2 separate regions of the Mus musculus genome follow, and region 1 is linked to region 2. A link is a contact called in ENCODE Hi-C data. All regions are on one chromosome and are shown on one strand. Each heading gives the region's core, a stretch centred on a gene start or an enhancer-like site at or near the end of the contact. The rest is flanking DNA. Distances are from core to core; before and after follow the strand shown.

Region 1 (4,716 bases), core at 569-3,068, 210 kb after region 2:
CAGTGATCCTGATCTTATCAATGCTCAACCCTATGAAAAGGAGACCATGACTCAGAGGACTCACCACACCAGGCACTGAACACAGCAGAGGGTGGCTTAGGTCATGACCATGCTTCAAAAACGTGGGGCATTCTCTCCAGGGAAGGATAGGTCCAGGGTAGGTGACTGCTCTGCTTACAGGCATTGGCAATTGTTCACAGTGTTTGTAATGATTGGTTTCTTAGAGTGACTTTTTTCACACAAAAGTTGCCTTAAAAAAATAAAACATTGGCCATAATTGCAAAACATGACTGCAATTGCACTCAGGAGGCAGAGGCAAGTGGATCTCTGAGTTCAAGGCAAGCCTGGTCTACAAAGTGAGTTTCAGGACAGCCAGGACTACACAGAGAAACCCTGTCTCAAACAAAAACAAAAACAACAACAACAAACACACACACAAAACAAAACAAAACAAAACAAAACAAAACAAAACAAAACAAAACAAAACACCGCTGTCCTGATCTACATTGAAAGTTCCAGGCCAGCCAGGTCTACAAAGTGAGACTCTGTCTCAAAAACAAAACATTGGTTACTAGCAGGATCCATATTGCATTGGAATGAACTGTCCCAAATAGTATAATTTATCTTCTCTGATGCCATTAACCTGAGGCCATGAGCAACATGCTGGTATGTTTATGAGAGACTGGTACATGCAGGTTATGGCTGCCTCTGCTTCTAGTAGTGCCAGACCTAATCCCACATCTCCCCAAGTTAGAAACTCAGAAACAATTACCTTCAGACACATGTACCTGGTTTATCATATAACATCCACTTACCAGCCAACTTCCTGGACTCCAGGTACTATTGTAGGTCTTCAGGTTTCCTGCTCTTTGCTAGGCTGTAACCCATCTTCACCTCTTCCAGGACTTCACTTTCTGAGGGTGCCAGTCTTGGCTGCATTCATGCCTCCTGAGTGCTTGTCACCGCACAGGGACATGTTTCTCTCGATTGCATTTTCTGTGTGTGCTCCTTTCTCAAGGTAGATCCTTTATCTCTGTCAACTGTAGTGAGACCAATAGGAGTAGAGACCAACGACAGGATGATGGCTGCTGGCCGGGAATGGGGAGAGCCTAATGTACAGCTTTGGGTTGAGTGGATACTGTACTGGGTGGGGCAACTCAGCCAGCACATTGCGCATCAGAGGAGGCAAGACCATGATGGGTGGGGGCGCACTAGGAGCTCACCCATCCCTGATTCTGTCTGCCTGCGGGGACTTGTCCACACAGGGCAGATCACAGTTCACTCTAAAGCCTTCAACACAGGCTCTGCTTGTCCCAACCACATTCTTAACCAAGCAGCTCCCAGGCAGCTCTTGCTGGTCCCACATCACCTCTCTAGAAAGGAGGGGGTTTTCTCCCTCTAGCTCTGATGGTATGGAAGTTAGTCACCGGTCTTTAAAGCTTAGTCACTGCAGTGCTGCATGATTGGGCACGGAGTTGGATGTTGTGATGAAATGGAGGTTTAGGGTGCTGGCTTCTGCGAGCTTCTCCCCTGGGATTTGAGGAGCACGTTTTTTTAAAAACCCTTTCTTCTTTTCCTACTCTAGATTTGCATCTAGTCTGTGTAAATAGCACTGGCTCCTTCCCCATACAGTCGTCTCTCTATTGAGTTTTGTTTTTTGTTTTGGTTTTGTTTTGTTTTTTGCCTTCTAGAACATTCTACTTGAAGAGGTTCTCAGTGTTGCTGTCCTAACTCTAAAACAGGGGGGTTACAGTTTCCAGCCTTCCAGAGTGGGTGAATGACTGCTTTGTCATGAGAAAAATCAATGACTGCCACCACAGGAAGCAGGGTAGGGAGCAGTGGGACAAAGGGCCACACTCCAGCTGAGCAGTGGGGTCAGCTGTGTGACCCATCCGTGCTTGTTTGATGACTCAAACAGCGGAACAAAAATCCAGATAAGACCAGGAGCTTGTGCCAGGTGCTCTCCAGAGAGAGGTGGCTGGGCCCCAGTGCAGAAACTCAGCTCCACGTCATATTGCTTACCCAGAATAGCTGGAAGGGAAGCAAAGATGGGAGTCAGGGAAAGCCATTCCCTCCAAGATCTACAGTGCCTGATGATCAGGTGTCCACCAACACTCTCTGGCTTCAGTTGTATTGTTCTTTTAATAATAGCTCATTGAAGAATTGTTTGTGTACATTAACCCACCCCTTCAAGGGCTCAGAGATGCAATGGTTCTGGTGTACTTACAGACGTGGTGGCCATCATCACAGTCACTCTCTAGAGCACACGCATCAAAAGGAAGCTCTGACCTGTTGAGCAATCCCAACCGTATGTGCTGTAACCCCTTCCCTAAGTGGCTGGCTATTCTGTCTGCAGGTTTGCCAGTTCTGGCCTGTAAGGTTCTTGGTGACTTGCTTCTTCCATTTGGCTAAACCACCAAGGATCATCTATACCACAGCAAGGACCAGCACTTCATTCTCAGTTACTGCTGAATAAACTCCCATTTTGTGTGCATATATCGCCTTGTCTCACCCATTCACGTGACAGATGTCTAGGCAGTCTCCACTATTTCCTTATTAATGTAGCTCTGGACACTGATAGACACATCTTTGTGTGGACATTTGCTTTCAATTATCTCAGGGTTGAAATTGCCAGCATGTATGGAAACTCTAAGTTTTACTTTTTGGGGAACTGCCAAACTGTTTTTCATAGTGGCTACACTGCTTGACAGACTCAGCAGCAGAATATGAGGGCTCAGGTTCTCCAAGTCCTTGTCAACTAATTATTCTCCGCCTTTCAATCTCCAGCAATCTGATGGATGCAGAGCTGTAGGTAGCTCGTTGTAGTTTCGATTTGCATTTCCACCAGCATGGATGGCACTGGGCACCATATGATGTATATCTCATTTCGAAAAAGGTTGTACTCAAATGCTTCATCTTTATATGTAGTCAATCGTTTCGCGGGGGGGGGGGGGGGAGGGAAGGGGGACGGAGGCTTTCATGTGGCAGTCAGAGGACCACCTTAGGTACTGACCTATCTTCTTTGAGATAGGGTCATTTTATTAGTCACTACTGTGTACAGTCGATGAGCTGCTCGGGAAACGTCTCTCACTGTAGGAGCCCTGGAATTACAATGTGCATGAAGTACCCAGATTTACAAGGGCTCTGGGGATTTGAACTCAGGTCCTCTTGTTTGCATGGTAGGCACACTTACCCATTGAATCACCTTCTGAGCCCCTTTGGTCCATATTTTGTAAGTGTTTAGAAAAGGTATTTTACTTTATGACTTTGATCATTCATAAACTGACCTAGAAAATTCTGGGGAGAGCACTGTACCTGATGCTATGATATAAATAATGGTTTGTTGTGCTGGGGGGAAATTGTGTCTTAAAATAGACTAGTTTTGAGAACAACTTTAAGTTCACAGCAAAATTGAGACGAGGTATACATTTTCCTTGTGCCCACAGATGCACAGCACCACTACTACCAATTGCCCCCAAAACAGTGAAACATTTGTTGGAACCAGTAGCCTACACTGAGAGATTACTATCAAAAGTCCCCAAGAGTTTACCAGTATCAGTTCTCATAGCATCATACATAGCATTTCACTGCCCTAAAAGCCCTGTTTCACCTGTCCATTCCTCTCTTCCCCAATCTCTGATCTTTCCTCTACCTCTGTAGTTTGAATTTCCCACATATGGTACCTAACGTATTCAGATTGACCTCCTTAGATCTGAATATACAATTAAATTCTCTCCATGTCTTTTTGGGTATCAATAGTTCGTTTATTGTTAGTGCTGAATAATAATACCCTTTATGTTAATATACCACAGTTTATCTACTCACCTGCTGAAGGGTATCTTTGTTTTTGTTTTGTTTTGTTTTGTTTTGGGTTTTGTCAGGGCATGGGGGGATACGGGGGAGATAGGAGTTGTTTGTTTGTTTGTTTGTTTGGTTGGTTGGTTGGTTGGTTGGTTGGTTGGTTGGTTGGTTTTGGTTTTGGTTTTTTGAGGCAAGGTTTCTCTGCGTAGCTCTGGCTATCCTAAACTCACTCTGTAGACCAGTCTGGCCTCAGAAATCTAACAGTCTCTGCCTCCTGAGTGTTGGGACTAAGGGTGTGCACCACTACCACCACCTGGTTTTGTTCAAGTATTTACGCAGACATGGTGTCAGTTCCTTTGGATGAACATCAGGGACTATGCTTGCTGGGTGCATGATATGACTGTGTTAAAAAGGTCTTCCAAAGTGGTGGCAGGATTTTGCACTGTCCTGCCCACAACCCCCAAGCCCGCTACCCCACCCAACTCATGTCCAACCCTCAGCCATGAGAGTTCCCAGGGCTTCATGGCTTCATCGGTAATTTCTGTCATTTTGGATCTTGGCCATTGTGAGTCTTCAGTGTGATATCACTGTTGCTTTAATTGACAGTTCCTCAACGGCATGAGATCAAATATCATTTATCTACCATTTATATCTTCTCAGGCTGAGGAGTCTGGCTCAGCTCTTTGCCCATTTTTAAAACCAGGCTGTTCACTTCTTGTTGTGAGAGTTCCTGGTGTATTCTGGGTAAATCATTTATCAGATATGGAGACGCCATCTGTAAATACTTTCTTCCAGTCCGTGGCTTGTCTTCTCCTTTGACAGTGTGTTTTACAGAGCAGAAGTGTTGATCTCTGTGGGATCCAGGGTATCAACTACTCCTTTCTCGGATTGTGCCTTTGATATTGAACCTACGGT
Region 2 (4,673 bases), core at 878-3,377:
TGCTGCATTGCTTTGCTGATATTAGGACCTAGCTTTTGTCTTCCAGGGTGCCATGAAGGCCAGTGGCTCTCTTGGAACCTTCAGTGCCAGATTGAGACCGCTTAGACATCCAGCCACGGGAACTGAGCAACTAATAGGTTCTTGGCCTCTCTGGCGTGAGATGGTCACTGTTGGACCACCCAGATCATACTCTGCACGCCAATCTAATAAGTACCCCTTTAGTATAGATTCATTCCACCAGCTCTGTTCCTTGGAGAATCACAACCTTGATGGTGACGGTTCTGACTGGGATGAGATGGAATCTTTAAATAGTTTAGTTGCCTTTCCCTGACAGCCAAGGATGCCAAAAACCATCTCAAGTGTTTTCTTACCATCTGGATTTCATCTTTTGAGATCCCTGTTTAGCTCTGAAGCCTGTTGTTTAATTTTGTTGTTGTTGTTTTCTTGGTGTTTGGCTTTTTGTTTTGCTTTGGTGGCTGTCTGTTCATTAACAAGGAGTGCTTGTGAGAGCCAGGACACTGGGAAGAGGTCGTGGGGGAGGGGCACCTTACATGATGGGGGATAGTAAGAACATAAGCAAAATAAAATTATAGGGAGGAAGAAAATTATAGAGGAGAAACACTGTGGAAATTTAAACAAGGCGGGAGGACTGGGGAGAGGATGGTGTTAAAGAAGGGAGAGGATTGATTGCCTTGGACAAAGAGCAAAAGGAAGCCATATGCAAGCCTATTATCTTGTAACCAAACATATAAAAGAGAGCTGAAGACTGCTACCCTGCTGGCTCCGATGGGACTGCGCCATGAAGCAGTGTGTTACTAAATACAGTTCCCAGTTCTTGTGTGGGATACCTACACAGGCTCTTGTCAGGATACACTGGAGGCCTCCAAACCAATACAGGCTCTTGTTGGTTCTCTTGGTCGCCTAACCAGAAATAAGAGGATAAAGCCATATTGTAGACGATAGGACACAATTGTATGAAGGTTGTATGATGTAAAGAAAGCAAACTGAGACTGAGTCTCAATTGCCCGCTCATCCCCACCCCAGCGGGCTAGCTTTCAAAGTGCCTGAGCGTGCTGTGCAGAGAGAGAGAGAGAGAGAGAGAGAGAGAGAGAGAGAGAGAGAGGCGTCAGCTCTAAACAAGTCTTTTAGACCACTTCCCTTAAGGAAGAGGGGGAATGCAGTGTGTAAAGTTTCAAAGATGGCGTGGCGGGCAAGGAAATGCCATTCGTTAGACCAACATTTGCAATCCTTAACTCATAGTAACTGGTTATTTGCAAGGGGCGCACGCAAGATTGGCCCTGTCAGTCATAGAAGGGGAGGGGCCACAGGGCCCTGTCCTGTACCACTGAACATTAATCGTGTACCCACTGCTCAGCCTACAAGACTCCAGCTCCGAGCCAGTGATCACATCACACAGATGGCACCAGTTTAACTCAGTGGGTCACAAAAGGAAGTGAAGACATGACCCCAAAAGAAAGATTTGAGGAAAGGATGGGGATGTGGTGGACAGGGTTGGTAGGGAGATCTGGGAACAGGGCACAGTGAGAGTGGTCAATATGCCCTGCTGAAATTGTCTAAGAGCAAATGTAATTAACAGTAAAATGAAACTGCAGAGTTTAGGATATTCTTCTGCAGAGATGTTATCCATCTGTTGGCCTCTAGAGGGAGCACGAAGGTTGCGTTTGTTAAGTAGTAAAATGTCTGGAAAAGAACTCACAGTCCAGTGGTTGCCTGAGAGCTTCCGCCACTGTATATGTCAGACTCTGGCAGAGCCTCTCAGAAGACAACTATATTAGGCTCCTGTCAGCATGCATTTCTTGGCATCCACAATAGTGTTTGCTTTTGGTGACTGTATATGGGATGGATCCCCAGGTGGGGCAGTCTTTGGATGGCCTTTCCTTCTGATCATGGAGTCCCCAGGGGAGGAGTTAGAGAAAGGACTGAAGGAGCTGAAGGAGCTTGCAACCTCATAGGAAGAACAACAATATCAACAACCAGAGCTCCCAGAGTCTAAACCACCAACTAAGAAAGACTACACATGGAGGGAGGGGCCCATGGCTCCAGCTGCACATGTAACAGAGGATGGCCTTATTGGGAATCAACAGGAGAAGAGACCCTTGGTCCCTTAAAGGCTCAATGCCCCAGGGTAGGGGAATGCTAGGGAAGGAAGGCAGGAGTGGGTGGGCAGGTAGGGGCACACCCTCATAGGAGCAGGAGGAGGGGGAATGGAATAAGGGACTTCTCTGGGGGTAAATCGGGAAAGGGGATAACTTTGGAAATGTAAATAAATAAAATATCCAATAAAATATAATCATACATACAAACAAACAAACAAACAAACAAAAAACCCTTCACATCTCACCCACGGAAGCCCATATCAGCAGGTGGAGCTATTTCCTTGCAAATAGCCTTTCGGTTTTTAATCCCTCCTTTCTCTGTGCTCCCATTCTTGACTAGCAATTAGGATAAAGAGGTCTATGTATTCTTTTCTCCCCATCGTATTAACAACAACAACAAAAATGTTTAGGTGCAGAGCCCCAAATAAAACCATGGACTATTTTGAGTAGCTGAAGAGCCCACTCTATAAGCAACTTCTTGATTAAAGAGTCCGCGTGTTAAAATCCAAAAGATTCTAGAGTGTGCGCTGTTTCTTGCCGGTTTCCTGCCTTGTGGGTGGTTTTCTTTATAACTGTTCCAAATAAACACCAGTAACTTTCTCTGGAATAAAAACTCAAGGAATAACAATGATCTAGTTCTAAGTACCTGTCTCTCCTCTCCTCTCCTCTGATCAAGCCTAAAGTCACAGTGGCTGTTCCCCGATTTTAAACGTCCTGTGACACCCAAGAGTTTGCCTTGAGGTAGATCTGGAGTTTGGTTGAGATTTGTTTCTTCTCATTTGTCCTCGTAAGAGTTGACCCACGGAGACTTTGGCCTCTGGTGCACTGTCCACAGTCCAGGAGAGAATGTCTTATTCTATCTGCCCTACACTAAGCCACCATCTGTATACTGCTGGCTCCCAAATGTCCATCTGCTGTCTTTCTCACTAGATTTTTTCTTTAAATTTAGTTTTCTTTTTATTGATTAATTTTCTTATTTGACAATTACATAGTTTGTATGTATTTTATTTTTTGCTATTGTTTGTTTTTAAAATAGTGTCTCACTCTATATAGCTTTGACTGACCTGGAACTCACTTTGCTAATCAGGCTGATCTTGAACTCACAGAAATCCAACTATCTCTGCCTCCCATGTGCTTGGATTAAAGGCGTATACCACGCACCACACGTGGCTTTTGCTGGAGTTTTAAGTTTTCTAAAAACTTGGCCACCCTGGAGGGTGAGCTAGAGATGTCTGAGAGAATGACAGTACAACCGTGTCCCTCTACCTTCATCTTTTCTCTCAGGATATAAAAACACGGGGTTGAGAGTCAGAGTACCCCCGTGGGCCTGCTGACACAAGGGTCTAGAGGCACTGGGGCCTATAAAGCCAGTGAGGGCTGAAAGGAGGGAGGGAGGCAGTCGGAGAGCCACCGGGGACCCATGCATCTGAAAGGGAGGGAGAGACAATAATGTCTACCAGCTGCAGTCTCAGCTGCCTCCCCTAACGATACCACTGAGGACCAGGAGCAAAGTGGTCAGAGACCCCGTGTGGTTTTGAGGGCTCTTTCCTCCTAAATCCTCATCGCTAGGGACAGAGCTGGTAATAAAACTGTAGATTACGCAAATTTCCCCCAAGGGGCAGATTTGAACTCTGTTAGCAAGAAGGCTCTCCCCCGACCTATCTGTCTCCCTGGACTGTGGAGGGGCTAGTGAGCAAGAGCAGATCTAGGCAAGTTTGGAGCTCTGGGGTGAATTTGTTACACCCTGATACTTGTCTACCCTTACACTTCATAGGGCACACACTCCATTCAGGAGACACAGAACCTTTAAAAGTGTGAGACTCGGATGGGATCTCCTACCCCAACCCTACGGCCTTCCCGCTGGGCACTGAATGAAATACCAGCATTTCTCCGTGTCCAAGGACCTGCGTCTGCTCTTGCCTTCCCGTTGCCTCTAGCGCACCCCTTTCTATCTGGTAGATCATGCTGTGCCACGACCTCAATAGTCCTCCCTGCCTGCCAAGCCCCCCCTCAGCCTTCCATGGCTCCAGATTAGTAGCTTCATAAGTATCCCCCACCCCTTCCCCGCCCCTGCTCTGAACTTTGTTCTACTCTGCGACACTGCTGCTTTAGACCCCTTCCCCCCCCCCCCCCCCCACACACACACACAGACTGAGATGTCTGTATGCTGTTTCCTTCTCCCGCATTTCTGCTCCGGTGCTCTGAGACGCTTTAAGCTGCATGGAATTAGCTTAGTGAGGCTTAGTTAGCATCCAGGTCTCTGGAGGCACAAGCTAAAGCAGGGGTTCTCAACTTGGGGGTCACCATCCCTTTGGCAAACCTCTATCTCCAAAAATATTTACATTGCAATTCATATCAGTAGCAAAATCACAACTATGAAGTAGCAGTGGAAATAATTTTATGGTTGGAGTGGGGAGGGCAGTCACCACAACATGAGGAATTGTATTAAAGGGTCGTAGCATTAGGAAGGTTGAGAACCATTGGGCTAAGGGTCAGGTCAGGAGTCTACACCTCATAAAATTTCTGTGGGTACACCCAGGGTGAAGCCAGCCTGAG

What was found. Hi-C counts contacts between places; a loop is a spot of excess contacts on that map.
Region 1: a loop to region 2 is called in a map of Patski, with 2.3 times the contacts of the local background. The contact joins two enhancer-like sites. A Hi-C loop is called at or near these places in 3 of 37 maps with a recorded cell type or tissue (Patski and left cerebral cortex).

What each region holds. Positions count from the first base shown.
Region 1 is chr12:70,705,838-70,710,553 of GRCm38, forward strand. No RefSeq gene overlaps it. Among named protein-coding and RNA genes, the nearest start is that of Gm32322, 14 kb to the left of the region's middle. Within about 2 kb of position 1,819, at least 1 of the 3 ENCODE cell types and tissues checked has a DNase peak (open chromatin) inside an H3K27ac peak, as active enhancers do.
Region 2 is chr12:70,493,329-70,498,001 of GRCm38, forward strand. No RefSeq gene overlaps it. Among named protein-coding and RNA genes, the nearest start is that of Gm32219, 40 kb to the right of the region's middle. Within about 2 kb of position 2,128, at least 1 of the 3 ENCODE cell types and tissues checked has a DNase peak (open chromatin) inside an H3K27ac peak, as active enhancers do.